Linked DNA regions of Homo sapiens: region 1 is linked to region 2. Evidence: chromatin loops called from intact Hi-C (ENCODE). Cell type or tissue: psoas muscle. All regions are shown on one strand. Each heading gives the region's core, and the rest is flanking DNA. Links, peaks and the distances in the headings are about the cores only. Region 1 overlaps BACH2 (BACH transcriptional regulator 2). Region 2 overlaps BACH2 (BACH transcriptional regulator 2).

Region 1 (16,171 bases), core at 3,955-11,954, 75 kb after region 2:
TCTTCCCTACCAGAAGGAGGAGGTGCTCAAGTATTTTTCTTTATTCTTTCATCTGTTTATCTGCTGAGCAATAGGGATCTTGCTTCAGGTTGGTTAATCTGCTGAGCCATGACACATATGAGAAGGTTCTCTGGCAGGACAGTATGCTCTCCAAACAGAGACTATGGCAGTGAAAGAACCAAAGATATATCATCTCCCCTCTGAAGCCTCTGCTTCTTTGGGGTAGGAATTGGTCTATTAACTCTGAGCATTTTTTTTTTAAAGATGGAGTCTTGCACTGTCACCTGGGCTGGAGTGCAACGGCATGATCTCGGCTCACTGCAACCTCTGTCACAGGGGTTCATGTGGTTCTCTTGCCTCAGCCTCCCGAGTAGCTGGGATTACAGGTGCACACCACCACACTCGTCTAACTTTTTGTATTTTTAGTACAGACAGGGTTTCACTATGTTGGCCAAACTGGTCTTGAACTCCTGACCTTGTGATCCGCCCTCCTGGGCCTCCCAAAGTGGTGGGATTATAGGCGTGAGCCACCGCAAGCAGCCAACTCTGAGCATTTTTAGGCACTAACATTCCAAGCGTCTGAGATTCCAAATAGGAAAGTGCTATTTTAAATGACTCTTTAAGCTACCATTACAGATAACTGTAAGAAATATTCAGGCCTGAAAAAATGTTCATTCATCACCAAAATGTGAATCACTTCTAATTGATTTACTATTTCTGCTCTTCTGCTAATAACAGAATTTTGTCACTATCCACAAACATTCCAGAACACTTATCTTACAGAACAGAAAAGCAGTTGTCTATAGTAAAAACACTCCAAGTTTCCCTTACATGTCACACTGTAGAAAGGAAACAAAACCCATTTATTTTCTCAACTATCTTGCCTGTGATAGTCTGTGTACGATAAAATTTATAGAAAACTAAAATGCTAGAGTCCCTACAGACTTCAAAGATAATCTGGCCCACTGATTTCTTTGTAAGCTGAAGCCCCTTGGCGAATCTGATGGGAGCTATGAACCATTCTCCCTCCAGAAAAATGTATATGCATACCAAATATTGTATTCACTTCCCAGCATTTTAGAGACAACCCCTGAAGCCAACCTAGGCTAAGACCCCAGACCAACGACTCTGATCTAATTCCACTGCTTTGTTTCACATATGGAGACACCAAGTTCCAAACAGGGGATGTGGCTTGGCCATAATTGCTCGGCAGAAACTATGAGAAAGTAAACTGGATGAAACTGAAAATGATGCAGATAGCAACTCTGAACCATCACAAATCAGGCCTATCATTTTGCTAGGAAAGGAGAAAAGGTGAAGTGTTTCAAGAGGAGAGCTTTCTTTCATTTTAGGTTTCTGGTTGAGCTTCTCACTGGTTTTCTTCATCTTGCCTTCGGGCCAGGCCCATCCGTGACTTAAGGCTACCTTTTCTTGTGTTTGCTTCTGTAAATCAGTAAGACCTGCATAACCTGGCCACATTCAGAAAGGAGGGCAAGTGTGAGAGTGTGAAGTAGAAACCAGTTTTAAGGAACTGTAAGAGTTCTAAAGAACTCTAATTTGGTCACATAATGGATATTTAAGAAGTATTCTGAATCAAACACTGCTCACATATTTAAGGAAGTGGCAGTCTACTAAACTGTCACCGAGTAAAAGTCCTAGAGACTTGCTTTAATGATTAGATGGAACAAATTTTCAACTACTGCATTCATCCGCACATTTGCAAATGGCTCATTCTTTTAAGAACTAAAACATTCATTCTGGGATTTTGTATTTGTGTTTAGTTCATTGCAAATTTACTCAATATATTTCGAATTCAATTCAACAAATACGCTTAGGACATTCCAATGTGACGGAATGGAAACGTGCATGGATTTTGGAGTCACTAAGATCCAAATTCAAATATTGGATCTGCTTTATCTAGACACGTGATTATTGGGCTCATTACTTAAGGGTCTCTGCGTTTCCCCATCTGTAAAGTGGGAATAATACCAACTACTGTGCAAATTGGGTTTGAAAATTAGCAATAATATAGTCTATTGTAAAGAGGCTAATGCAGTATCTGGCAAACAGGGATTCCATAAAATGGTAATACTTAAAATAATGATTATTTATCAAATATCTACAAAGGACAAACTTCATCCTAGACCCTTCTCTAAAATCTGAATTCATAATATCAAAATGAATGAGGATTTAATTCATTCTTAAAATGACTCGAATACTTGCTAAGATTTTGACATATTAAAAACTATAACCATTATAAATGAAAAGGCCACTGTTCAAATGACTAGCTTTGCTACAGTACAACTGTCAGTTTTTTGACCAAAAGGAAATTTATAATACCATTGGTGGGTTTTAAGTCTTTAGGTAAAAACTGTGTTTTAAAGTAACAGAACAATAAGACAGCAATATAGTGGTTTCTTAATGACTAAAATCTTACATTACATATTATGGTTCAGTATTAATGTGCTTTCACACTACCTACTGAGTTTTCAGACTGCAACTACTTATCCTTTTCAAATTGCTATCACTCTCTTTTTCATGGGAGATTTCTTACAAATTCCTTGGAGAATCCAAAAATTTACAGTGGAAATTTTTTCTCGATTCCTTTTTTTTTTTTTAAAGAATAAACCTATTCAACAGGTAAATCTAAATAATTTTTAGCAGTTCTAAATGTAGAGAATTCATAACTTCTTATTGTAATTGAAAAGGAACATACAAAGCAATTAGTCACTTACAAAACCCACGTTCAACCTTCAAAATAATGACTAACTTGATAGGAGAGGCAAGACTTCTTTAATTAAATACTAAAGTCTAGCCATTTGAGATAAGCAAAGCAGGTTATACAACCGTCTTCTGCACTCACAATATCCTTTTCTCCCTCTTGGAAATATATCATTTTTCAGCAATAGTAGAACATGTAACAAAAAAAGTTACTGTACTGTAGAAAATCACTCTAACCACAAGCTAAGTTTTTGGCTAAGAGTTAAACTTCATTCATTTGGATTTCACTAGTTTCACAAGAAGAAAAAGTGATTAACCCTAGTGTAAGTAAAATTCCCTTGAGAATATATTAGATTCTTAAGAAAACAAAACAGTAAGCAACCTTAGGCACTCACTTACATATAAATCCTTAGGGTGTTAACTGAAAAGCATTCCTAGCCATGCTAGAATAGGATTCTCAAACTTGAACACTGATTACCTTTTTGAGAGCTCTCTGGACAGGTGTGCTCAGAAGCACTGGAAGATACAGGAGAGTTTGATACACATTCTGAGAAAGATGGGGTGGCTCCTGTGTGTGCATGTGGCCATCTAGCACAATCACTATTCAGCACGGGACTACATTTCCCAGGCCACTTCACCTCCAGGTGCAGCCACGTGACTAGTGCTCAACAAAGGAATATGAGAAAAGATGGTGCTTTACTTCAAGGCGACTGTGATTAAGAAGTGAGGTGCAGACAATTGCAAGATGGTGTTACAGGATGAATTATGTCCCCTCAAAATTCACATGGTGAAGTCCTAACCCCCAGTACCTCAGAAAGTGACCTTATTTGAAAATAGGACCATTACAGATGTAATTAGTTAAAATGAGGTCATACTGGAAGAGAGTGTGCCCCTAATCCAATATGACTGGTGTCCTTATAAAAAGGGAAAATTTGGATACACACAGGAAAAGAGGGAAGATGATGTGAAGAGACTCGGGAAAAGGTGACCTTCTACAAGCCAAGGAGCAAGGCCTGGAAGAGATCCTTGCCTCACAGTCCGCAGAAGAAACCAACCCTGCTGACACCTTGATCTTCGACTCCTAGTCTGCAGAACTGTGTGACCACACATTTCTGTTGTTTAAGCCACCCAGTCTGTGGTACTCTGTTACAGCAGCCTGAGCAGACAAAATAGATGGTGAGGCCAGAAGACGGAAGGCACCTGAGTTCAGGATTCCTGAATCACCTCTCAATAAAAGCACTTCACTGATCAGAAATACTTCCACTGGGCTGAGAGCTGAGCAAGAAAGGAAACTAGTTGTGTCAAACCATTCAATTTTGAGGGCTTATCTGTTATACCAGCTGTCATTACCTACTATAGGACCTAATTAATTTAAGTGGCAAGTAATTTTAAATTATTTTACATGAAAACAAACATGGACCTATCACATATCACAGGGAACAATCCATGTAAAATTTTAGGATTAAAAACACTTCAAAGAAAATTTGAATTTACAGGAAGATATTTTGGGGTAAATTCTCTCAAATCCTCCATAGGGTATAAATTTACTCTCTTCTGCCAATAGAAGTAGAATTTCCTCAAGAATATTAAACAAGTCACAATGTCAAAGTTGCTGGAACTTCAACTACGCCACATAATCCACTTAATTTTTTTTTTTTGAAATTAAGTGGAGCATTTCTATCAAGTAGCCCAAGTATGTAAAATTTTACTTGGGTACTAAAGATGAGAACACTGTGAAATGAGTTATCAGCCTTTTCCAAAGTTCTCAATATTTTTATAATCAATCTGAAAAGAAGTCACTAGGTACAGAATACCTTCTGTTTGAATATGGACAAAAAATGTACCCTCTTTTATGACAGGGTAACTGATACAGAATAAATACTGGATACCATTTTCCATTTTTGATTTTTTTTTTCTGACATGAAGAAAAAATGAAATGATAACTATCTTCGGTAAGACTTAGAGTTATAGTTCAAAATACCTCAAAAGCCGAGCTGGCAGCTGGCTTCTCATGTTTATAGAAAAGCTAGGATGATTCAGCCTGAGCTCAGAGCTCAATTTAGATCATAGCATCTGGATTCAAAACACATGTGAGATGTGGCAGCCGATTTTCAGGTCATGACTGATCCAAGACAGAGATTGCAGACCACTCACCAGCATTATTCCAAATGGAGAAAGTGCCTGAGAGAAACAGAAGTCTCAAAGGTATTTGGAAGCCCACTCCAAACTGTTAGGGAACAGGTAACATCAGCATTTTCTGCATCCAGCAGCTTTAAGCAGGTGCCGCAGAAGCCAAGGGCCTGAGGATGACACTGAACAGCTTTGTCATGACATTCAGCCTTGCCATGGTCAGAAAACATCCCTCACCCATGACTTCTTTCCTGAACTGGCTATTGTTCAGATTAAACTATGGGAATCTGGTAATAAATTGGAAAACCTCTGACAGCACACACTTCCTGCTAAGATCTGTGTTTAACTTTGCTTTGTTTCGAAGAGAAAAACTGTAGTAAAGAAAAAGGAAAAATAAATGTAAATGCCCTTTTTCTTGATGAGAAGAAATCATAGTCACAGTAATTCTAATATAAACTACACAATGAAATCTAAAAGAAGAGGGGAAAATCCCCAGCTCAGTTTCAATCTCTATTGGAATTCACCTTGTGCCTTCCTTGATTTTCCTTGGATATGACATGTCCAGATGTGGGTGATTCTGCAGCTATGGATTTTATGTGCAATAAAAAAATGCTTCTCCTGCTGCTTTTCCTCACCTCCCCCCTCCCCCATCTCTTTTCCTCTCTCTCCTCCTTGTCTCTTTGTTGTGAATGTCAGGGCTGTCAGTGTCACAGTCTGACATGATTAGCGTTTCTGACATTACACCAAGAAGCAGACAGAGAGCAAGGAGAGCGAGCAGAGGGGAAGGCAGTTATGAGTAGCCATTTAAAGAAGTCCAAGGAAAAAACAAGCACAACCACCTTTCTCTGAGGTTCCTTGATTACAGGGCAGTTTATAAATCACCTTGGATTTTTCTCATTTATCCTATTAGTCTGTTTTCCTGTTCCTCTGGAGATCCCTAAGGTGTGGATCTAGTCTGTGAGATCAAAGCCAGCGGCTCTAATAACAGATAAGACAGAATTCGTGATTCAGCGGATTCTAAGGTTGTGAAGTGTAACAATCAGCGCACTTTGGGAAGATAGCGCCAGTCCATTTCGAGTATTGATTCGCTGCACTTTGTCACTCTAATGATGTTATCTCATTAAAAGAGATAAATGCCCCACTGTTCTTCTAAGAGCATCTGCTTCTTACTCTTCTCTCTTTTTCAACAGCATGGCTCTCAGCAGCAGCACATTAAAATCAAATTGAAATCCAATGCAAGGCTTGGCTACAGAGCAGCTAAGGTATCTTTTTAATTGCTTTTTCCTACTCTCAACCCCCTTCCAGCTCCTCCACTACAGTCCTTCAAAGAAACAAGCAACATAAAGAGAAAGAGATGTAGAAAGTAATCATAATAGAAAGCATTTGCTGAGTGTCTGTTACATAGGGACTCCACTGTGTCAACATTTAACTTATTCCTACCTTGTTAGATAGGTAGAACAATCCTCAGTTTGCAAATAAAGAAACGGAGTTTTGACTTTAGGTAACTTGCCCAAGATCATGAAGGTAGCGAGAGAATGAGCCACAATTTGAACAAGGGTCCATTCAATGCAAGTACTTTTTTTTTTTTTAATCTCCATTTCATTCATGGAACAAATAAGAAAATATGATTGCAACTTGATTAGAATAGGTGAAAAAATGTAAAAGAAGGTAGCAATTATTCTTCAGCCTGCTAATAGCCAAGAACACAATGCCATAGGTTTTGTTTCAACAGATTTCTTATTAAATAAAAAAGGTAGCAATTTTTCATAATGAATGTTTTATACATTATTCCTTTGTGTATCAGGCCTCTAAAGTACACATTATTAAAGTCTATTAAAGTCTGTATTTAGCAGCATTACTAATGTGCCTTTGGGGAAATTATTACAATGAAACAGCATCAGTCTTTCACAAAATTTCAATTGTTTAATATTCCTTTTCTTATCTTCAATACACGTGTCTATTTTTAGCTATAATCAGACCTCATCCCAAATGCCGTAATCCCAGCCTAGAGCTGTCACAGCAAATTGTTTATGGGTTGGATTTAAGAAATAACAAGAAACACAGACATTGTTAATTTCACCCAACACTTTTTTTTTCATGATTGGTTGCAGTTTTCCTACAGTTCTCATTAACAGGTGCTCCTTGATCACTATGACACGCGATGATACTTTATCTCTCTGGTTAGGGTTGGTTATCTTAATTAATTGCTTATATTTATATTTAACTGAAACTAGCCTCAAGATGCCACTTTATTAAAGTTTGAGAGTGGTAAGAAATTACAAAACTATTCCATTAAAAAAAATAGAAAAGAAAACCAAATAAACCAGAAGAACATATAAACTATGATTAGTCAAATCAAATCTCTGCATTTAAAAGTAAACATCATTTACTAGATGTCTACTGGACTAGAAATATGTGTCTTCTGAACAGTAACTGAGGAGTTTCTGCAAATTATTCTGCAAATTGTAAATAGGCATCTCTACCTTTTTATTACATTAATTTTATCACACAGTATGAAGTTTTTTTAAAAACAAAGCCAATGATGTACATATATTCAAAAGCACAAGATTCTCTGAAAATATAGAAAATACTGCTAGGCTTATTTTACGAAGACAAAGGACAATAGGAAGCTGGGAAGAATACCAGCAAACAGCTATACGTTATAAGGCCTCTGTATCACAAAAATGAAGGGAAAATAAAGCCAATCTAAAGTATTACGTACTTAAATTAATAAACTGGATTGGAAGCAATCATTCCATTATAAATTTCCTTTCATACATAGCAATCCCACTGAGATGATACCTTTGTAAAATCAGGCAAAAATCAATTGTTAATATTCTAGAGATGGACAAACCACAGATTAAGTACCTAAATAATCATGTTTCCAATCACCAATTAACTAAGTAGAATTCTCTTAATTGTATCTATTAAGGCCTACTAATTGACAGAAAAAGGGCAGAGTTGAGGACTTGGAGAAAGAAGACAGAAGCATTCCTCTGCCTGATTCATAAAGGTCAGAATCCCCTGGCCGTTGTTGTAGGAACCCAGCCATCACCAGTCACAAAGAAAAAGGCAGCAGCACACTTTGAGTATCCAAAGGGCCTCTTTACTGAGGCTGCATGGCTGTTGTGGGCTTAGTCCAACATGATGATGTAGGACAAGAACCTACCAGTTCAATCAACATGCAATTAAAACTCCTGATGAAGGACGGCCCAGGGCAGTCCATTGGTTTGGGGCAGGGGACGCAGAGAAGCAAAGCCTGTTTTAATTAAGAAAATACTAGGCACTCCTCTTTAAATCCTCAAAAAATGAGGATGAACAAGATTCCAAAACCAACAATCACAATGTGTGTGAAAGTACCAGCAACAAGAATGAAGTGGGACTGAATATGTGCTTTCCTACAAATGAAACCTGTTTGATGGTGTAAGGAAAATGGATGAGCTGTGGTCAAGAATAGGCCGAGGCAGACATCTAGTCCAGCATGACTCAGCGAGTTTGGAGTGCAGGCACACAGCTCTGCCTGTTATGTAACCATGCCATGTGAGGTGCATTAAGTAACCACTCATGTGTGCTCATGCTTGACTCGGAGCCACTATTGTCTGTAAAAGGTATAATTACCCTGCTAATGCTGTATGTAACGGCTTGCACCTGTGGCTCATCCTCAGGCTTGTACCCATGGCTTGCTTGTGCCCATGGCTTGCTTGCACCCACAGCTCCCGTGTGTCCAGAGAATAAAGCCATGTTGAAATGCCCCCATGATTCCTTGACTGGTCTTTCAGCTGCCTGCCACTCATCCACCGACTCTCCTCCGACCTCAGTTAGAACCCGACAGATGGTCAGTAGCTGCAGCCATATTTCAAAGAAGTTATCATGATTCACAGCTAGGCCTCTCAGACTTGAAATTATATTACAGTCATGTCAAAACAGATCCTTTCTTCTCTGGGGCCTATAGGGTCTTAACACAAAGTCCAGCTTTTCTATTCCGAAGACTTAATTTACCTCCTACCTCTTCAGACTCTCCTTCATCTTTTCTGACATTATCAGATGTTAAGTCAGGCCACATGACCCTTTCACTCAAGACAAGGCATTGCCATATCCATATGACACGGTAGTGGGTGCACAGAGTCTCAGGGCTAGAGCTCACTTTGAGGTGCTCCAACACAATCATTCATCAGATGCTCAAACTCTCTGTACAAAAAGGTTCAGATTTTCAGCATAAGCCCTGGAACATGAAGACTGTGATATGGTTTGGCTGTGTCCCCACCCAAATTTCAAACTGTAGCTCCCATAATTCCCACATATCATAGGAGGGACCTGGTAGGAGGTAATTGTTAACTGAATCATGGGGGTGGGTCTTTCCCATGCTGTTCTTGTGACGGTGAATAAGTCTCATGAGATCTGATGGTTTTATAAAGGGGAGTTCCCCTGCACATGCTCTCTCTTGCCTGCTGCCATGCAAGATGTGACTTTGACTTCACTCCTCCTCACCTTCCATCATGATTGTGAGGCCTCCGATGTAACTGTGAGTCCATTAAACCTCTTTTTCTTTATAAATTACCCAGTCTCAGGTATGTCTTTTATTAGCAGTGTGAGAACAAGCTAATGCAGACTGCTTCTTGGAGAAGTAGACACCAGCCAGTGCTTCACCACACACTGCTCTGAGATTTGGTGGTGAGCCATGCACACAAAGAGAGAACAACGGAAATGTGTTTCTGGTTAGACAGAAAGGAGGAGAAGAGATGGGACTGACGTAGAAGCATTACCATAGTTCCATAGTCAAGATGACTGTGTACAAAGAGAAGTCTACGTAACTTAGGAAGCAATCCTCTGGAATGTATATGTTTCATACATATTTACACACACACGCACACATTATATGCATGCACGCATTTTAAAGACAAATGAGCGTTAACATATTCAGTTAATTATTTTAAATTTATCTTATCTCTCTTTCATGCCAAATCGACCCTCTACTCAATTACATGGTAAGTTGTATTTTAAATTTGCACTTCCATACCTCTCAGAAGGGAGTTATAGTGCTATTTTCTTCCGGAAACTTCACAGAATTTCCCAGTACAAGGCAGGTGGAGACAGAGTCTGGAGGTCTAACTTGCCCTTTAACATTTCCATGCACCTCACATTCGACAGGACTCAATGTACACGTAACAGAGGGGCTACAGTGGCCTGGTGCCAGCAATGTTTCTTTTTGGCTTCACAAACTCTATAAAAATGAAGTTTTTTGAAGAGCTAAGGGAAATTATTCCTTAAAAATGTAGAAAGTGAGAATAGAAGTGCTACAATGTCCAAGGGCACTCACTGACCAGGACTGAGGGTCCAGATTCTTGTTAGAGGAAAGCCTGCCACATATAAGACATAGGCACAGTCTAACTCAGTCGTTTTCAAACTCATCTCACGGCCCTTTTACAGGCTCACAAATGATCGCAGACCCTAAAGAGCTTTTGTTTATGTGAGTTGTTTCTATCAGTGTTTACCATACTGGAGGTTAAACCCAAGAAAGTTTTGCAACATGAAGACACAGGCACACATCCCAGAAGTGATGTCATTGCATGTCACAGTCTCTTTAAACACCGTTGTGTATAGTCAAGAGAGAAAGGGTGAAACAGGTAAATTGTATCTTAGTATTATTATAAAAATGGCTTTTATCTTGCAGGCAGACAGCCTGAAAGGGTCTAAGGGTGCCCCTCCCAAGGGTCCCTAAACCATAGTTTGGGAACCACTGGTCTAGTTCAAACTTGTACACATCGGCAGTGTCTTTGAACACGTAAATGAAGAAATGGCACAGTACCGAGTAAGAGGATGTACTGTTAATTTTTAAAAATTGAGGCACTGAATCAAATGATGGCATCTTTTTCTAGAGCATTTCTCTACTCACTACTGCCCCCAAACCATTAGTAAATTAAAATGATCCTTCCTGGTAATATGCCAAGCAGAATGACCCTAGGTCCAAATCTCTGTTTTGACCACTCTCTGTTTTCTATCTGCTCACTAAATATCTTCATCCATTTGCACCTCAAATGCAAAACAGCTAAAATAGTACTTATTTTTTAAATGTTTGGTTACTAATCTGGTTGTTAATGAAATACACAAATATTGTAGAAAAGCTGAAAATACCAAAAAGTATTTTTTAAAAAAGAAAGAAAGGTGTCCTATGTTTCCACCCTCTGGGAAGGCCATGGTCAACATTCTGGGCAATAGCCTTCCGGTCTTTTTATCATGTATATTTTAAAAATGCAATGAAGTTCATATTTTAAAGATAATTAGTATATTTTATTTAAAAATATTTTTAGTATGAAAGAAATGCACATTGCTTAAGAAAATCTAGAACATACAAGCAAAATAAAGATAATGCTCATAATATGTTGATGTGTATAAGCAATCTTTATTCTGTGTGCATACTGTACCTTTTTTTAAAAAATGAAATGATTAGACTGCACATGCTGTTATATAACTTGTCTTCTTCGCAATTTATTTAGAACATCTTTTTATGTCACTCAGTATTCCTCAATCCCTCCTTGGCATTTTTATTATATGGCTGTACTATGGTTATTCAAAAATTACTATTTTAAGAATATTGTGATGAACATTTTAGCTAAACTTCTGAACACATCCATGGCGGTTCTCTTTGAGTTAATGTTCTAGAAATGGAAATTCTGGGACAAAAGGTATGTCAATTTTTTAGGCGTTGATACACCTTATTTAAGTCCCCTTAAGAAAGGTGTTCTTTCATTAACTGTGTATGACAGAGCCTGATGTTCCCTACTCCCAACTTCACTGGGTAAATGTTACAAATCTTCATCAATTGTATAGGTGAAAAATACTATCTCATCATTTTAATTTGCATTTCTTTGATTGCTGTTGAGGTTGAACATTTTTCTTCTATTTTGTTGATCATATTTCTTTCTTTGTTGGTCTTACCTTTCTGTTCTTGGCCCATTTTCTATTAGTGTAATTATCTTTATGTTATAAATCTATATTAATTTGTAAGAACTCTTAATAACTCTTTCTCATACATGGGTAAATACTGCCCCAGCTTGTCTTTTATCTTTCAGAATAGTTCAGAATGTCTTTTGATTGAAAGAAGTTCTGAGGTGTTACATAGCTAAGTACATTCTCTTCCTTGATAATTTCTGACACTAGAAATTAATAAGGCCTTCTTTATTCTAAGATCATTTAATTTTTAGTTGTATTTTCTTCCATGTCACAAGTTTAGACCTTGCAATAGCTCTTCAAAGTCTGCCACAAGGAGGACCTGGCCAATGCCTTCAGAAAAATGACTGTTGAGGCTTATTAAATATAGATTGGACATTTGGTGAAACAAACCATTGAGGGTGTCCTGGAAAGGAGAGAGATCTTTTATGTTTATTATTCACCAATTCCTTACACAACCTCCAGTAGCTCTGTTAACTTGCTCTTTAAGAAGTTTAAAATGAAAAAAGTGTTCATATTAGGTTTATGTTAAAATATTAAACCAGTGGGCGTGATGACTCTTCTTACCTTTGCCAGAACAGCAGCTGTCTTAGATAGAAAATACCTTTGCTACGTTCATAATGTATTTCTTGCAAGCACAGTGCATGGCATATAGTATGCACTTGACAAATATGTGTTGGAGCTGATGTTTTACCAACTAGAGCTCTGTATATGCCAGGTTTGGGGTGAGAGAGGCAGGGATAATAAAGTCTGGACTTCACAGCTTCATATGAAGGAGGTGCAATGAAAGAAAAACTCCAAATGAAGGTAGAAACTAAATTTCAGTTTTACTTTTTAGTTGACTGTAGAGATACTGATCTGCGTGTAAACGTGAAACTGCCTCAGACCTGGGACAGTAGGATGTGGTGCTGAATACTGGAAAATATTCAGAGAAAAAAAAATTCTGCTGGGCAGATCATTAAGCAAAACAGTGGCATCCACCCACTAAAAGAGACAAGGGGCACTACTCTACTTCATTTGGATGCTTTGGCATTTGTCCAAAGCAATAAAAATCAGATCCAGCTTGATCTGAACATAACAAGGAAGAAACAGTTCTCAAGAAGATCCTTTTTCATGATGGGGGAAGAGAGAGGGTCATTTTGTATAATAATGGAAAAATCAATTATTTTTCAATCAGATGGAGTGTCCTCATAAATTTAAAGCACAGAACAGCATGTGACATGCCTTCATAAAAAACAATGACCATGAGGGAGAAGAGTAAAGGATCATAATCCCAAAGTTGCTACTAAGAAGGAAAGATCTTTCAAGAGAAGAACAACACTTTTCTTGCTAGTGTGTTTTCTGTGAATGTACACAGTGGTCAGTATGCACTGAACGTACACCATCCTGCACAATTTGCCTCTACAGAATCCTGTTCAATTGGCTTCCCATTTGGCTATGGCTTTTAAGTGACACACTGAAATCCTTTCTCTATAGCATGATAATGCAGCAGTAACACAGATAAACCAGAAATGTTGGTTTTTCTTACTGGCAAATATACTATATGTAATATATATTTACACATATTAGCAAGAAAATAACCAAGAAAGTAGTAGAAATACTTTTGACAGAATTTAAAAGTTAAATTTTGGCCAGGTGAGGTGGTTCACACCTGTAATCCCAGCATTTTGGGAGGTTGAGATGGGAGGATTGCTTGAGTCCAGGGGTTCCAGACCAGCCTGGGTAACATGGCGAAACCCCATCTCTACAAAAAATACAAAAATTAGCCAGGTATGGTGGCACACACCTGTAGTCCCAGCTACTCAGGAGGCTGAGGTGGGAGGATTGCTTGAGTCCAGGAGGTTGAGCACTCCAGCCTGGGTGACAGAGCAAGACCCTCTCTCTCTCTCTCCAAAAAAAAAAAAAAAAAAAAAAAAAGAGTTAAATTCTAATTATGAAGTTTTTGATCAACATAAAGATTGGAAAGTCAGCTCTTGCAAAAAGCTGCGAAGAATGTATGAACACTGGAAAGATGGTCAAGTCTGCATGAGGGTTTGGGAGAATGCACACCCTGGGAAAATATGTGCCCCACAATTTCTTTAACATGTAAGAATTTACAATGGTTGTCAGAATTTACAACCATTAATGCCTGTTTACAATATTTAAAAGGTGAATAAATAAATATGAGGCTGTCTACTCTGTGTAAACCCATGAGTTTGTTATCATATTCCACGTACACTAACATATTCCCTGTAGACTGGCCTCAGGGATGACAGCAGATTCTTGATGGGCCTTATGCGCAGGAATGCCCTCTGCTTCTCTTTTTAGCTGGCACTGATACACCAACATGCGAGCTATCCAAAGTCCCAAAGTACACCCCTTTCTGGTGTTTCCTCAGACCCTGGCACAGATAGGAGTTCAAGAATGTGAGGAATGAAGGCCCTACCTGATGGACAGCAACTCATGAGGTATCAGGGTAGTCCTGTTAAATTAGTGCGGCCAACTGCTAATCCTTTTGTGGCACGGGATTTGGGGGATTCTGTGTTTTCTAGAGGGATGGTCTCTAATGGATTCAAAAGAGAGCTGTCAATGTCTAACTGCAATCAGCATCGCCCTGGCACTTCAAAGGAATAACAAGGACCCTAGAACGCCAGGGCCACCCTCCATCCGAACACCTCCCTAACTGAAGTGCCCCGTCAGTGAGCTGGGATTTAGGAAGAAAGGAGAGCATTACAGTGTGTGTCTGAGGAAGAGGAGAGTGCACAATTCGAATGTCTCCAACTTTCTAGGAACAAATCCACTTAGAACGTCAGTCACACCCACAACAATATTTCTAGCACTCCAACTAACACCATAATTGAGGAGGAGATTCTCTGGTTTTATTCATGCTGAGAAGAGCTGTTTCCTCCCCAGAGAGTGACCTATTCTTTGTCTTATGCCAAGAAAGCCATAAGAAAAATGCTGACCTATGAAGGTGACACATCATGCTTAATCACTACTTTCAATTAAAACAATATAAAATAAAGAACGTACTGAGCCACTCAGGCAGAACATAATATCCCAAGCAACAGACACACCTACTGAGACTTGACATTTCCGAGGAGTCTGGTTCCCAGCTGTGTGTGGAGAGTGAATCCATGACATTAGATGTTGGGTTGCCCTGGAGAAACTTAGGGCGGAGCTGTCACAGCAAACTGCATTTGCTGATAACAGATTTCCCGAGTTGCCTTAGCTTTTCAATACACCAAACTCCAAATACTAGGAGCCAAAAAAGGTTTGCAGCCATGGATCTCCCCTCATCCCCACCTCCAGTCATGACCCTGGGGCAGAACACCTGCCTACTTTCCAGTATTCTAGCAGCTAACTTCTCAAAGGAGGCTTAACGCCAAGTGTTTAAGCTGGGGTGGGGTTGAAGCGGGAAAACTCAGCACTGGTTTCTTTCTCTTTGGCTCAGCTCAGCCAAACAAAAACTCCTCAAAAACAATTGCTTGTTTTTTTGCTGGTCTCTTCAGATAGGATAAAGCGGCCAGAGTCTCCCATAAAACTTGCATCTAGGGAAAGAGGGTAAGTGCACAGAGGGCTTTTCCAGCTTTCTCCCACCCCTGAAGCTGCCCAGGGCCCTTCGTGCCCATGAGAAGGCTGAGTAAATGACCATGAGAAAAGTCACCACTGGAAGAGGGTCCTTTAGTAGAAGAATTTCAACAGGGAAATGGGCTTTCTAAAGTCTAGAGATTCCATATGCTCTTTTCACAACCAAACCATCGAACAGGGCTGTCCAACTCTACCACAATCCATACAACAGGCCCACAATAACACACCTGTTTTTGTAGGCTCCGGAAACAACTCTCCCCTGTTTTAAATCCTTCAGTGGCTCATAGGATCTGGCCCTTGCCTCCTTCTCTGGGCTTATATTTGACCACCTTCCACTTGTGCAGCAGTTTCCAACCAAGGGGTAATTCTGTCCCCGTATGGGACATTGGGCAATAATCTGGGGACATTTTTGGTTGTCACAATTAGAGTGAAGGGAAGGGGATGCTACAAAAAATCCTAAAATTCAGAAGACAGTCTCTCACTGCAAAGAATTACCTGGTCCAAATACCAAGTGTCAAGGCTGAGAATCCCTGCTCCAGCCATACCAAACTCTTTGCTGTTCTCTGAGCACACCAGGCTTTCTCATATGCTTTTGTGCCTAAACACATTCCTTTACCTGGAATGCCTTGCCCCACCTTCCCTGTCCAGGAAATTACCATTTCCCATCTAGGATCCTACTCAAATGTCACCTCCTCTACACTGTCTTTCCCAGATTCCCCAGAGTTGGATGTTCCTTTTTCTGTGCCTCCAAAGCTTCTGGTACACACCTTGCTAGAACATACTCACTATGTTGACCCAAGAT
Region 2 (16,171 bases), core at 3,489-11,488:
TAAGGCTATAGTGACCAAAACAGCATGGTACTGGTACAAAAACAAACACATAAACCAATGGAACAGAATAGAGAGCTCAGAAATAAGGCCACACATCTATGACCATCTGATCTTTGACAAAGCTGACAAAAACAAGCAACGGGAAAAAGACTCTATTCAATAAATGGTGCTGGGATAACTGGCTAGCTATATGCAGAAGATTGAAGCTGGACCCCTTTTTTACACCACGTACAAAAATCAATTCAAGATGGATTAAACACTTAAATGTAAAACTCCAAACTATAAAAACCCTGGAAGACAACCTGGGCAATACCATCCTGGACATAGGAACGGGCAAAGATTTCATGAAAAAGACACCAAGAGCAATTGCAACAAAAGCAAATATTGACAAATTGGATCTAATTAAACTTAAGAGCTTCTGCACAGCAAAATAAATTATCAATAGAGTAAACAGATAACTTACAGAATGGAAGACAATATTTGCAAACTACCCATCCAACCAAGGTCTAATATCCAGTATCTGTAAGGAACTTAAACAAATTTACAAGAGAAAAATAAACAACCCTGTTCAAAAGGGGGCAAAGGACACGAACAAACACTTCTCAAAAGACATACATGCAGTCAACAAGCATGTGAAAAAAAGGTCAATATCACTGATTATAGAAATGCAAATCAAAACCACAAGAGACCATCTCACACCAGTCAGAATGGTTGTTATTAAAAAGTCAATAACATTCTGGCAAAGTTGCAGAGAAAAGGGAACCCTTACACACTGTTGGTGGTATTGTAAATGAGTTCAACCATTGTGGAAAGCTGTATGGCAATTCCTCAAAGAGCAAAAAGCAGAATTACCATTTGATCCAGCAATCCCATTAATAGGATTATAGAGCATTCTCCCATAAAGACACACGCATGCAAATGTTCACTGCAGCACTGTTCACAATAGCAAAGACATGGAATCAACCTAAATGCCCGTCAATGACAGACTGGATAAAGAAAATGTGGTACATATACATCATGGAATATTATGCAGCCATAAAAAAGAACAAGATCATGTCTTTGGCAGGAACATGGATGGAGCTGGAGGCTATCACCCTTAGCAAACTTATGCAGGAACAGAAAACCAAATATGGCATGTTCTCACTTATAAGTGGGAGCTACGTGATAAGAACTTATGAACACAAAGAAGGAAACAATGAACACTGGGGTCTACTTGAGGAAGGAGGGTGGGAGAGAAAGTAGCATAACTGGGTGATGCAATAATATGTACAACAAATCCCTGTGACACATGTTTATCTATATAACAAACCTTCACATTTACCCCCAAACCTAAAATAAAAATTAAAAAAAGAGAATCATACAGTGGTGTTATTCTTGCTACTTAAAAAAAGGTGATGTGATGGCAGTGATGGTCAATACCATATGGGGAAGACCAGGTCCACACTTTGTCTACAATCAACTGCTACCACATAAGTCTTCTTGGTTAAGTAATTTGCGCCTACAGTGACAGAATAGGTCCCTGGATACACTTCTATGTAGAGGTGTTCTCACTAGGCTGGGATGCCTCTGGAGCACGCTTTGATATTTGATAGATGCCTCCAGGACCAAGGGATGTCTTTTTTCTGTCTTTTCTCTGACCATTCCCTATGTCCAAGTACATGTGCAGCTTCAACTTCCCTCTGTGAAAATGATAGACATGGGTTGCTCCTTCTTTCTCTGGCACAGATGAATAATATTTCCCACACTAACTTGAAGTACTGTCTATGAATTCAGCCATTGTTCAGAAGAAAGCACTAAGGGTTGGGTGTTTCTCGTCTCTCTGGCCAACTTCTCAAGGTGCATGCGCCCAGCACTCTCAATAATCTTTCAACATGGAAATCTGATCATGTCACTTCCCTTCATCCCACTGATCTTGGGATGAAGCTCAAATATGGCTTCCAAGGCTGTTTATGAGTAGGACGCTGCTCCCTCTACAGCTTCATCTTTCACCACTCCTCCTACCCTGCTCTCTGCTCCAGCCATCTTGAATTTCAATTCTTTTCTCATCTGGGATTGACAGGCTCATTCCTTCTTCCCTCTTCCCTCTCTCTGGCTAACGCAACCTTTAGGTGTAAGATTAGAGAGCACTTCTCCTCAGAACCTTTCTGACTCTTCCTGTCTCATTTACTTCTTTACTGTTAGCTTGACTTTTTTTTTTTTTTGTAATTCTATAGCATCCTATACTTCTGCAATCACAGCATTTGTCATTCCTATGATGAATGCTCATTTATAGCCTCCTCCACTCAACTGTAAGCTCCTTAAGGGCAAGAACTCTGCTCCCCTGTGCATCACTGAGCCCTAGCACCTAGACTGCTACCTAAGACACAACAGGTGCTCAAAAATAATTATGGAATTATGAACAAAGGAACTAATCCATGAATCCCATCAAAGACAAAACAGGTAATTCTAGAGAGTGTATATGTGGTTAGCTTTTCCTTTTTCTTTAATGTCTTTGCTTCTTCCTAGTTCCTGTGCTTGATTTTCAGCATTCTTGTTTAGCTTTTACTTATGTTTTGGATCAATATACATTTCTCCATTATTTTGTGTTTTTCGTACCAAGCGAGAATAAACTTTACCTTACCTAAGTTTAGGCCCTTTTCCTCTAAAGTCTTTTTCACCTTCTCTGCTTTCACTATTTTCTACTTCATCCCATATTAACAAGCATCTAACTTATAAAGTATTCTGCAGTGTTTATTGACTATAATATTTTTCATTTATGACTCATTATAGTTTCATTTATGTGGCTATGTTAAAGACACTTAAGTCTAATAGAGAATGTAAGGGTCCTTAAAGTTGAAGTTCCAAAAGCAATTAAAATTTAAGATAATAAGCTTTAAAGCAAAGCCGTCTCCTATGGACATCCTTCAGGAATGTCATACTAACCAAGAAATCTGAAGGGGAACCATCTATTATTCATACTAAGGGAACAGGGACAATGGCTTCACACAGCTGACTTCTCTTTGCTACTGACTAGCTTTTTCTGCTCTGTGGATAATACAAACAGGATGAAAGGATCTTGATACTCCACAAGTAAATATCCTTTTTAAGCAGATGGCTTGCAAGTTAGGAAAAAAAGTTGCTCTCCAGTGATTAAAACAGCTCTCTGGAAGCCCACTTTATTGCATCTAAGTACATTGCTAGTCTCACTGGGAGAGTTTATTCCTTTCAAAGATCCAGCCTCTCAGCTGGTAAGAGTTTTGATAAATAATTTTGTTCTATCTATATGTACCTCTTGTTAATACAGGCATATCAATGATCAGTACTCATGAGCTAGAATTGACTTGTTCATGTTCATATTGTCTCAGTAATTCAAGAGACATGCATTTGATGAATGAAAATGCCTTAGTCATGGAAAGACCAAGATGCGCTCTTAAGAAAAGTTGACCATATTAAGCCAACAGGGTCATTGTAAGTATCTGATGTCAAAGTGGAATAAACAAAGGAACATCTGTTATTTGCAGTTATCCAAGAAGGTGGCAGCACAGTACAGTACAGTACAGTCATTAAGGCGTGGGAGCTGGGGTCTAACCAGACCTGGGTTTGGTTCTAAGCTCTGCCATTCACTACCTATATCTAGAAAATGTTCCTGACCTCCTTTAAACCCAATACCATAAAATGGAGATAATAGTACTTACCAAGTAAGATTTTTATGATGATTAAAGGAGACAATACATATAAAGTAAAATTTGAGCCCAGTCTCAACTATCTATCAAATGTTCAGAATATTTTACCTAAATTAAATATATGTTATCATCCACCTTCCTTTGCACAAACATGTGACATGATATCATATAAAATGAAGACTTTATTTATATGCAAGTCTTTAGGTGGCACTTGCAAGCTTCCATGTGCCTATGACATTTGGGAACTTCTATCTGCATGTTGTAGGAACTGTTCATATTTATACCTCTCATGCCCATGTGGCTACATTTTAAAATGATTCAGTCATGATTCTTCCAGGGTCTCCTGTGGGCCCAGCTCTGTCTTTACCTAATTATGTTAGTTTCAATCGACAACTATAATACGAAGACTTAATGAGGAACACAAATGAGAGTAATTCACATATACCAAAAATCAACTTAAACACACACTAATATAATGTTGAGAAATGCATTATTTAAAATACCCTGTACATTATAGAGAAATGCTTATCTTCAATCTTCCACTTGCTTTGTGGTGTCAGTTTACTGAGCTATTAATTTAAACTTAAAAGCCTGAAATTTGAATATACAGAATAGCTGAACAGCTGCAGAAACAAACTTATAAAAATATATACTGTTACCCAGCACATAAAAAAGCAATTATTTATTGAAAAAAATCAGAATTTAATATTACCCAGTAACTGCAAAAGTTGTTGAAAGGATATAATTAACATTTACTGAAGATTCTTAGGGGGTAAAAATATTTTAAATAAAACAAATATTTAGAAGTTCTTAGTTACTAGTAAAAACAATCTCTTTAAACATAACGTTCATCCACCTTGAAAAAAAATCTGCTGACTGGGACATTTCTAGATAATTTTGAAGCTCAAAAACGCCAAATCTATCAAAATCAGAGAGTTGCTCTTGGTTTGTGTTGTCACAATCTGTGACGAGACAATGGGTCTTGCTCAGGTCAGGGGACCATTAAGGACCCAGGAAAGCCAGCAAAGGACTAGGAGATTTTGATGTACTAGAAAGACACAGGATCAAGAGTCAGAAGACCTGGCTCTCACCCCAACTTTAGCTCTTGCTAGCAGTGTGACTGGTCTCATTCATTCATTCATCTATTCATGCCAGCTGCTGGGGACATCAATGAACAAGACAGACATATCACATATCACATATCACAAAGCTTATTCATTAAGGCCTCACCAGCACCCTAAAAATGGGGAGAGGACCGTAGAGTTGAGAAGAAGTTTAAATCAAACATCATAGGAAGAGGTCCATGATGGTCACCACTCTCATGGGATGAAATGTCTTTGGCTTCGTTTCTTTATTCATAGAACATGAGTACAACACCTGCTTTCTCTATTTCAGCAGGTACCAAACTCTGTGGGCATTTAACAATGTGTTAAACAAATTTGAAATAAAAAACCCTACTTTATTAAAATAAACCATTAGGAAAATCAAATAAGTACAAGGTTATCAGAGCAAAGCTTGCCTAGTTCACAAACATCTTCATGGATATGTTTAATGGCCCTTCAGAGGAAGCCAAATATTTGCATAACCATAAGCCTCCTTCAAATATCTTGAGACTTGTCATGATCTTAATTTGCCAAAGTGGGTCCCTATCTATGTTTGGCAGAACCGTTCAAATCATCTGAAAGCTACCTGCTTTTTGAACGGGTTTTTACTGATGAATTTTTGGGAGGAGTTCAGAACCTATCCAATAGAAAGTCTTTTAACCAATGGGCCCTAATCAACTGGATGGATCAATCAGCATTCTCCATCCCCTGTATAAAATATACTGACCAATACTGTGGTCAAACGAATACTGAATGTTCTCTCTCGAACTCTGGAGCACATCAGCTCTCTCTGCATAAACTGTTAATGTCAGCTATACTTGCTTTGTAATTACAGAAATTAAATATTATGTTGGCCCATAAAATATGAGTGTGAAAATAGTTATTTGTATGAAAATTTAGTAAAATTAAAGAAATGAAAGTAAGTCACTAGAGGAAATCTGCCATTGAATTAGATATGATTGAGACAACTGTGAAAGATTGGGGAAATAATAAAAATTTAAAATGACTTTGCAGTCAGACTGTGTTGCAAGTGTCTTAAAAAATTCCTCACTTAAAGAGACTGAAAATGGAAATCATGCAATAATGTGCATGAAAGATTACATGAAGTTCCAATCAGCAGACCCAAACTCGAAGAAAAGGCCTCGAGCCCACATCAAAAGATTGGCAAATAACTGTTCATTTGCAACTTTAGGTTAAATACATGATTTAGGCTATGTAGTATCTTTTTAAAAAATGATTCACTGTTTAATTGATTTTTCAACTAATGAGAAAACACCCAGTCAGGTTAGCTAAGAGGGCTCTGACTCTGTAACCAGCCTGGAACCCTGGGAAGCTCTAGGTAGATAGGGTTCCTTCTTGTTGTTTTTTCTGATTTTTAAAATTTTCTAACTTTTCTTAACGGTTATTATTTGCTTATTTAAATAAAAACTATTTTAATAAAAAGATATATATCTAAATTTCAGCTATCTTGGAGCAAAAAGCCTTTGCATTTTATTAATTAATTAATTAATTTATTTTGAGACGAGTCTTACTCTGTTGTGCCCAGGCTGGAGTGCAGTGGCACAATCTTGGCTCACTGCAACCTCCACCTTCCGGGCTCAAGCAATTCTCCTGCCTCAGCCTCCCGAGTAGCTGGGATCTTACAGGCGTCCACCACCATACCCAGCTAATTTTTTGTATTTTTAGTAGAGATGGGGTTTCACCATGTTGGTCAGGCTGGTCTCGAACTCCTGACCTCAGGTAATTCGCCCACCTCGGCCTCCCAAAGTGCTGGGATTACATGTGTGAGCCACCGTGCCCGGCCACCTTTGCATATTTTAAACAAAGAAAAAAAGAGGCCAAATATTTTTACTCATGTGTTGCTTAAATGTTTAGTGATTCTGCCTTTTGCCCCCCATTTCTGGTGTGAGGCTACCTATCTATTGGTAAGACTGTTTTAACTGCAGTTCAATGAATATGACCCTTCCAAGTAAGAAAGGCTGAACCTTTCCAGCTGTAAAGGTTGATTCTGGGGCAGCAGAACCCTACCATGTGTGACAAGGTTTCCTTTTACTAATCTGGTTCTCCTCCTGTATATTTTGGGAAATGACACACGTCCAGGCAAAGCACACCATGGGCCAAATGCACATCCTCTCTGCCCTTAAGGGGCCATGACTCAAAGCACTTCACTGGGGATGCCCAGGGGTTGTGCATGACCAGACATCGGCAAAGTATTTTTGAGAAACCTCCTCCTCAACTAAAAATACCCACTGTGAGAAATCTGTAGCGTGAAGCAAGGATCGAGTCAGTACAACACAAAAAAAGAGACAGGCTTGTGGCAGTCTCAGAATCAAACCCAGTTCGCCCTCCCTTACCAGAACAACAAGAACAATCAAAAAAAAGGTTTACAGGAAAGGACTTCTTGAAGGCAGTAAGATGGGATACATGGCCACACTCATTTTAGTCTTGTCTTTTCTCTTTCTCCTTGAGGGCTGGGATGGGGAAAGTGGCCCCAAATCTGCTCAAAGTCCAACTGAACACAATCAATAATAGACTTACTATGACATTTTAAAAAAATTTCTACTGAGACATTAGTTTTATTCCTCAGTAAACACCTCCCTGATTTCTGCATCCCAGGAGAGCCTGGGCAAAGAAGAGCACAGGCAAGAAGTGTGAATGTGTTCAGAGAAAGTGTTGGCGAGGCCTGGCTCTCCCAGCCCCTCTGATGGCTGAGAAAACTGCTTGACAAGAGGGAGACCCACCAGGACAGAAGCCTGAGCTTCACAGGGCAGACACATTGCTAGTGTAGCTACTGACTGCCCATGGCAATGGTTCTATTTTTTTCATGGGAGACCTTCCTATAGTTACACATAAAAAAGAGACATAAAACCGGAGAACTTAACGGCAGAGAAAAGTAAAATGGTAAATCTAGAATGTTTTGCTTAACTTCAAAACTGTTGTTGAATAGTTTAGAAGGAGTAGGGGGTTGAATTGAGGTCCCCAACAATACAGGTGTCCTAACTTCTAGAACCTGGAAATGAAACTTTATGTTGGAAAAGGACCTTCGCAGATGTAATTAAGTTGAGAATCTCGAGATGAAATCATCCTGGATTACCTGAGTAGGCCCTAAATCCAAGGGGAGGTGTCCTTAGAAGACACAGAAGAGAAGACAGAGGAGAAGGCCAAGAGAAGAGAAGAAGACAGAAGTGGAGGCAGAGATTGGAGTCATTTAGCCATGAGCTGAGGAACACCTGGAGCCTCCCCAGAAGCTGGGACAGGCAAGGGATGATTCTGCCCTGAAGCCTTTGGAGGAAGTGTGGCCCTGAAACACCTTGATTTTGGACTTCAGGCCACCAGAACTGTGAGAGAATAAACATTGTTTTAAATTGTCCAGTTTGTGATAATTTGTTAAGCAGACCTAGGACACTAACACTGAAGGCTAGGACAGCTTATAAGAAGACCGGTGGGGGCCGGGCGCGGTGGCTCACGCCTGTAATCCCAGCACTTTGGGAGGCCGAGGCGGGCGGATCACGAGGTCAGGAGATCGAGACCATCCCAGCTAAAACGGTGAAACCCCGTCTCTACTAAAAATACATAAAATTAGCCGGGCGTAGTGGCGGGCGCCTGTAGTCCCAGCTACTTGGGAGGCTGAGGCAGGAGAATGGCGTGAACCCGGGAGGCGGAGCTTGCAGTGAGCCGAGATCCCGCCACTGCACTCCAGCCTGGGCGACAGAGCGAGACTCCGTCTCAAAAAAAAAAAAAAAAAAAAAAAAGAAGACCGGTGGGAAAACATAAAGAAATTTCTATTAGAAATAGAAATCTTATGTGAGAACACCAAAATCGCCTCCTGATGCCCCAAAGCACAATGATTCTGAGGGGAGCAGGAGGGAGGGTGCGACTCTCCTCCGAATGCAGGCCTGGGCCCCAAAGCTGATGAAGAAACCCGATGGCTGCATGGGGCCAGACCTAGTGTGAGTCAGAGTCGCCAGGGGAACTTTTGTCAAAAACTGATATCTCCACTTAAGGGTGGCTGAGTCAGAATTTCTAGAGGTCAGGTTGGAGAATCCATGTTTTTCAAAGTCTCCCATGTGATTCTAATGATCTTCCATCCTTAAAAATGATGGGCCCAGGTGGTCTGCTCCCTCCCGCTTTCAGTGTTTGAGAAGCAGATCTGCAGCTGCAGCCAACTTTTAAAAAAACGTGTCCAACAGGCTATTTATTATTTAAAACCCAGCTTTATTGTTTATGTAAAGCTTGATACAGATGCATTATGAAGTATTAAACAATACAGAAAAGCACAAAGACAAAAGTAAATATCCAGATTCACCATCTCAGGAAACTTTCCACGTGTATTTCCAAGTGTTTATTCACACAGAGATGTCTGTGTACACTTTAACCTGCTACTCAGAGTGTGGTCCACAGACCAGCAGCATTGACAACACTAAGGAAATTGTTAACAATTCAGAATTTCGGGCCCTGACACAGCAGGATGTACTAAAACTGCAAATATGTTATATCCCTTGTTTTGTAACTTGCTTTTTCCACACTGTAATGTATTGTAACCTCTGTCCTTGGTAATAAATACAAACCTTATGATCTTTCTTAATATATGTACGGTATTCTTTTATGTACCAGAATTTACTTAATGAGCTCTCATTTGATGATCATTTCTAGTTTCCCATTTTTCCCACCATTGTAAACAATGCTCACCTAAAAATCCTTGAGAAAGTATCTTTCTGTTTTGTCATTATTATTTTTGGGTAAATCCCTAGAAGTCAACCAGTGTGCAATTTTACGCACACTGATCATTCTGATACCTAATGCCAGAACACCAGCAAGAATGCCCAGTGACCTTGCACACGAATGCTTGTTCCCTCACACTCTTGCCAACACTGGAATTTTTCTAATAATTTTAACCTTTGTCTATCTGATACTTAAAAATGACACTTCATTGATTTTTTTCCTTGCATTTTTCCAAAAGCAATAAAAAAGCTTCTCATACATTTATCGGCCATCTGTATTTCTCATTTTGTGAACTGTCCAAAGTTATTTTGGTTGTTTAAAATAACAGTTATAAAAGAATCTGTGGAATTACAGAGTTTAGAAATATGGTTTAGTCACAATGAAAAGACACGGAGAAGAAAAAAAAGGAAGAGAGAAGAAAATGTGCCATAAAAAAAGATAATCAAAAGATTAGTTTGTGTGTTTATTTATAGACACCAGTTACAGCAATCCAGTGATTAGGCAAATTAATGCAGCTGTGTATGATCACAGCTCTGGGATCAGCCCCTACATCCTTTTCAAATGATGCCACCTGTCATTTAAGTATTTTGCATTTGCCTTTCATGTTACATATATTTCATGATGATTTCCATTTTAAAAACCTTCTTGGTTAACCCTTTGAAGGTTCTCATGATATGGATTATCCTCTGCCGTCAGGAATGGGGTGAGCTAACCACCCTCCCAGGTAGGCAAGAGAAACAGCACGTTTGCCTCTGAAAAAGACCAATCCTCTCCAAACGTTCACATCTTAGGAAAGAGAACAGTTGCATCCTTTTCACTGGGTGTAAAACTGCTTCTCTGCTCAGAACCAATGGAAAAAAATGGGGGACGGGTCAGATGCTGTGTACTGGTTGACTTCAGTGGCATGTGCAGACCATGCCCATTCCACCGGGCACATGCATCCCTCACACCCCCAGGGTGACCTCAGGCCTGCTTTGTCACACAGGCACCCACCTTGGGCTCCATACCCAGCACACGCAACTTCTCTACTGAACAAGTGGCAGGGGTCTTCTCACAGGGCCCCTGGAACTCTTTCAACCCATAAGACAACGCCAAATGGGTGAAAACCCACCTCATCCACCCCTGCCACCCTCTAGTTGCTGCTTTATTTGTGAATTGAGACAAATCAGTCATCCTCATTTGCTGACCATTCTCTGCATACAGTACAGCAAGAGCACTATGCCAGGTGGCCAGGAGGGCCGGCTGCAGGGAAACAGAGGAAAGCGTGGAGAGAGAAAGTCTCTAGGCTCCACTTTGCGATCTGTGGGATATGAACAGGTGGAATAAGGTCTTTAATAAACATATTTTAGGATGTTAGAACAAGCAGGTCCCATTACAAAACCTGAAGGAAGGAATTTGAGGACAAAAGGAGAAGCATGACTTTATAGAACAGGTTCTATGTAAACACACAAAGCACATATACCTTAAGGATTGTGCATGCTAAAACGTATTTCAGTAGCTGCTAGAATGGGAACAATAGATTATTAACATGTTTGAAAGGGATAGGGACTCGGGAACACATCTCAAAAATGTGGGTCAGAGTCAAGGAAGCTTGCTGCTACAGTGTCAACAATGCTCTCAGTGCTACTGGCAGATACGGCACGGGCAGAAGAGAAAGCTTTGGGTCTGCCACAGTTACAAAGAGTTGTAGACTTCAATATTTAGTTACGGGATGAAGAGGGGAGAAGGAACAAAGACCTTTAAATAAAAAGAAACAAAAGAGTGAACATGAACATAGAGCTACATGAAGTGTCAACCCTAGTGAAGTGATTATGTTTTAACTGTGTAAATAAAGTTCAATTAAATATTCAACATAACAGCAATAAAATGTAAAACACTGAGAAGCATCTCTCTCTAGTCAGTGTTTGGCAGATGTGTTGTGTTTTTGCATCTTGCTCTTTATGGTGGTATCTCTAACAAATTTAAGGGCAAAAGTGATGTAGACCATACATTCTAGAACCAATTCTAAAACAGCAAGAAGTGGCCAGATGCCCAGTGGCTTAATCAGATTCTTAATTCTACACACTACATTTATCCTCCAGTCTCACTGAAAATCTAACAGCCGAGTGGTCAAAAGAAAAGATAAAACTGCAAAATGGGAGTGCCACAAATTTCTGCTCCTCCTACTCCAGCCAACTTAACTTGACAGGGAGGAGGCAGCCTCTGTTTCCTTCCTCCCTTTAAAGGGGGGATGGCAAGCTGTTGACAACTCCTACTGTACAAAAGAGTTGTTCACACTGCAAAAGTGTTTACTGCTCACAAGTGACGCTCAAAATTAATTCACAGCAGCAACACCAGCAGAAAGCTTTGACAGACTGTCTTATGTGTTGACACAGTTATACGTTGTTGCATAAAAAAAAGTAACACACTTACCCTCTTTTCCAGCCCATACACACTGAAGTTGCTCCAAAGAGAGACTGTGAAATGCGTCTGAGATTGTAAATGCCACCCTCCAGGTAAGGATTTCCCGCTCCGCTCCGGGGTTGATGGCTGCAGGCATGAGAAGACGTGGACCCCCTTTTTGAGGTGAAGCAAGGCTGCGAGCCTCTCCCCCGGCCTCTGTTACAACTGGCCTTGCTGGTGGTTTTTCCTTCAAAGGCATTTCCCTCTAGGGCAAGCCTCAGGCACCAGGGTGGGAAGTGGGGTAGAGCTGTTTATTATACCGCCTTGGCAGAAAAGGAGACGCCAGGATAACAGCTTTCTGAGACACAAATAATTCATCTTCCTCTTCCTTTAAAAAACAATAACCCTGCACTTAAAATGGCTTTGGGAGGCTGGGAAGATGTGACTTTCTTGCTCAGAAATGATTTACATTAAAAAATCAGAAAGAATGTAGTGTGATTTAATTATCTCAAGTTACCTGAGATGTTTAGAGTTAAAAAAGAAGCCAGGTGGGACAGCTAGTATTTGGCCTCATGTGGAAGATGTTGTACAGACTCTTTGGCTCAGCTCGGCGATCTGCTGTGGTGTGAGGCTCTTGCGTTTGAACAGTTCCTGCTGAGCAGCGTCCTCTCTGAGAAGTCACGGGACTTGAAAAATGAAGACCGTTGACACTTTAAAGGTGCTTCTGGCAATTGGAAGTAGCCACATGTGTAAAAACTACGCAGTGCAAGGACTTTCTTTAGATGGTGATATGTAAGTATCTATTGAAAGTAAGGTTTGCATGGAGCTAACCCCAAGGAAAACTGTGGACCAGGATTCACAGCCTTCCCATGCACTTTTCCCTTATGCCCCCCCATCTCCATTTCCCCAGCCATGGTCCACAGGTGCCCAAAGAGCTCTTCTGGCTTTGCCCCTTACCCCATCCTGGCCTATGCTTCTCCTTCCCTCTTATTCCTCCTCAGCACCAAACTCTCCTTTCTTTTGGTCTTGGGAAGGAAGTGGAGGAAAGAATCCATATCAAGATGCAAATGACTGACAATTTAAGGTATTCATCCTACTAGGCTTTGGGGATTTTTTTTCCCTCAGTTTTAATTTGTTTGGTGGTAAGAGTCTATAGGCCAGGCGCCGTGGCTCATGCCTGTAATCCCAGCACTTTGGGAGGCCGAGGCGGGTGGATCACGAGGTAAAGAGATCCAGACCATTCTGGCCAACATGGTGAAACCCTGTTTCTACTAAAAATATAAAAATTAGCTGGGTGTGATGGCGGGCGCCTGTAGTCCCAGCTACTCAGGAGGCTGAGGCAGGAGAATTGCTTGAACCTGGGGGGCGGAGGTTGCAGTGAGCCAAGATCGTGCCACTGCACTCCAGCCTGGTGGCAGGGCGAGACTCTGTCTCAACAACAACAACAAAAAATTTTACACTGTTGGTGGGACTGTAAACTAGTTCAACCATTGTGGAAGTCAGTGTGGTGATTGCTCAGGGATCTAGAACTAGAAATACCATTTGACCCAGCAATCCCATTACTGGGTATATACCCAAAGTATTATAAACCATGCTGCTATAAAGACACATGCACACATATGTTTATTGCAGTACTACTCACAATAGCAAAGACTTTGAACCAACCCAAATGTCCAACAATGGTAGACTGGATTAAGAAAATGTGGCACATATACACCATGGAATACTATGCAGCCATAAAAAATGATGAGTTCATGTCCTTTGTGGGGACATGAATGAAGCTGGAAACCATCATTCTCAGCAAACTATCGCAAGGGCAAAAAACCAAACACCGCATGTTCTCACTCATAGGTGGGAATTGAACAATGAGAACACTTGGACACAGGAAGGGGAACATCACACACTGGGGCCTGTTGTGGGGTGGGGATGGGGGAAGGGTGAAGGGATAGCATTAGGAGATATACCTAATGCTAAATGACGAGTTAATGGGTGCAGCACACCAATATGGCACATGTATACATATGTAACAAACCTGCACGTTGCGCACATGTACCCTAAAACTTAAAGTATAATAACAAAAAATCTATAAAGGGTTCTGGATATCAAATAGTTTTAGAACCACTGTCCCAGACTACTGGAGCCCTAAAAACTTCATTAAGTGGTTTCCTACTTCTCTGTCACATATTTCTTTTTCTTCTAAAAAAACGGGGTACATGTGCAGAATGTGCAGGTTTGTTACACAGGTGTACACGTGCCATGGCGGTTTGCTGCACCTACTGACATGTCCTCTAAGTTCCCTCCCCTCACCTCCCAACAGGCCATGGTGTGTGTTGTTCCCCTCTCTGTGTCCATGTGGTTTCTTTCTTTTTTTTTATTATTATACTTTAAGTTCTAGGGTACATGTGCAGAATGTGTGGCCATTTTCACAATACTGATTCTTCCTATCCATGAGGATGGAATGTTTTTCCATTTGTTTGTGTCCTCTCTTACTTCCTGGAGCAGTGGTTTGTAGTTATCCTTGAAGAGGTCCTTCACATCCCTTGTTAGCTGTATTCCTAGGTATTTTATTCTCTTTGTAGCAATTGTGAATGGGAGTTCATTCATGATTTGGCTCTCTGCTTGCCTACTGTTGGTGTAAAGGAATGCTTGTGATTTTTGCACATTGATTTTGTATCCTGAGACTTTGCTGAAGTTGCTTATCAGTTCAAGAAGTTTTTTTTTTGTTGTTGTTGTTTGTTTTTTGAGACAGAGTCTCGTTCTGTCACCCAGTCTGGAATGCAGTGGCGCGATCTCAGCTCACTGCAACCTCCACCTCCAGGGTTCAAGCAATTCCCCTGCCTCAGCCTCCCGAGTAGCTGGGATTACAGGTGCTCACCACTGTGCCTGGCTAATTTTTATATTTTTTAGTAGAGACGGGGTTTCACCATGTTGGTCAGGCTGGTCTCAAACCCCTGACCTCATGTGATCTGCCTGCTTTGCCCTCTCCAAGTGTTGGGATTACAGGAGTAAGCCACGGTGCCTGGCCAGCTTTTGGGATTTGTTAGAGTACACCGTTGACTGGTGGAATTCCTGCTGGTGTGATGAGATGCAGTGAGAAGTCGTAAGACATCCTCCAAGATAGAGGAGGTCTCCTTGATCAGTATAGGCCCATGCCCAGGATACAGGTGACCTAGGATACAGGTGTTAATGCAGCCACCAGCTAGGATGCACTGGTCCTACCTGATTAGGGTGATGCTGACACAGGAGCTAACACCGAAGGAGCATTTTCTCTTTTGCCTGGCACTGTAACATATGTACCACATGCTTTTACAAATGTGGTTATCATTCAGTAGAGTATGACCCTGAGCGTGAGTACTTTTAGCATTCTCATTTACCAAGGTGGAAATTGAGGCTTGAAGAGGTTAGATAACTTGCTTATGGTTATCATGCTAACAGAATAGCAGAACTGGAATTGAAAGCCAGCTGTCTGGAGCTCATGGACTTCTATCTACCTCCAGTGGTTTCATCCCAATAGGAACCATCAATTGTGAACAGCTGGTACAGGCCAGCACCCCCTGCTTCACCATGGGACAATACTAAGACAGCTAGAGGCCATACTGCAGATGCAGAGGCTTTGCTTACGCGAAGGTGGTGAAGTTAGAAGAGCATGAAATCTGAAGGCAAACAATCTGGTTAAAATCCTGGCCCTGTTTGTTGCTTTGCTTTAAGACCTGCGGTTAATCTGTGAACTTTAGTTTTTTCCATCTATAAAATTCATCTGATACTACCTGCTTTACAGAGTTGTTTGTGAGAACTGAATAAGGTAATACACATGCAAAATGTTTTGGGAAGCATAAACTCTTAGATGTTATTAGTGTTAATATGGTCTTTTAGTGGGAAGAGTCACTCCTGAGAGCGGAAGATTGACTTTCACATCAGTATCACCTACCCCACCTGACAAATCCAGGAGTGGGCTCTCTGGAGGACCACTGGGGAAAAGGGAGTAGAAGCATGTACCAGTTATCAGAGGCATTTACTAGTAATAGTGAAGTTTGACCCTAAAAAACAACACAAGATGAATTCTGTGACATGTGGATGAGAAACATGAACTTTCAATGAATTCAGAAATTCCACACTCACAGCCTGCTTCAAGTCCTGTGTCAGCTGCTGAATCAGAGTAGGAGGCATCATTTTCTTGTTGGTGATTACACTTATGCCTTTGTACACTGCCGGCTGGCTTCAAAAGAAAGGGTCACCTTTGTGTAGTTGACTCCTCATTTTGTAATAATTCCAAAATGCAGTAGCTTCTCCCAAAGTAGTTCA

Evidence for each region. A loop is a pair of places that touch in the nucleus more often than their neighbours do. Peaks named below come from ENCODE experiments on the same cell type or tissue, not always from the same donor. Only the 100,000 strongest peaks of a DNase experiment are listed, where the experiment ranks them.
Region 1: it touches region 2 in a loop (1.9-fold over the local background); 2 of 110 quality-filtered maps call a loop at or near these places.

What each region holds. Positions count from the first base shown.
Region 1 is chr6:90,189,701-90,205,871 of GRCh38, forward strand. The region is part of intron 4 of BACH2 (BACH transcriptional regulator 2); the gene reads right to left. Among named protein-coding and RNA genes, the nearest start is that of BACH2, 99 kb to the right of the region's middle. RefSeq lists a silencer at 4,930-5,224. In psoas muscle, for the core only: no CTCF peak of the experiment used is centred there; a DNase peak (open chromatin) is centred at 8,361; H3K4me3 peaks cover 944 bases; H3K27ac peaks cover 6,182 bases.
Region 2 is chr6:90,115,277-90,131,447 of GRCh38, forward strand. All of the region lies in intron 4 of BACH2 (BACH transcriptional regulator 2), which reads right to left. Among named protein-coding and RNA genes, the nearest start is that of BACH2, 170 kb to the right of the region's middle. In psoas muscle, for the core only: no CTCF peak of the experiment used is centred there; a DNase peak (open chromatin) is centred at 6,915; H3K27ac peaks cover 4,539 bases.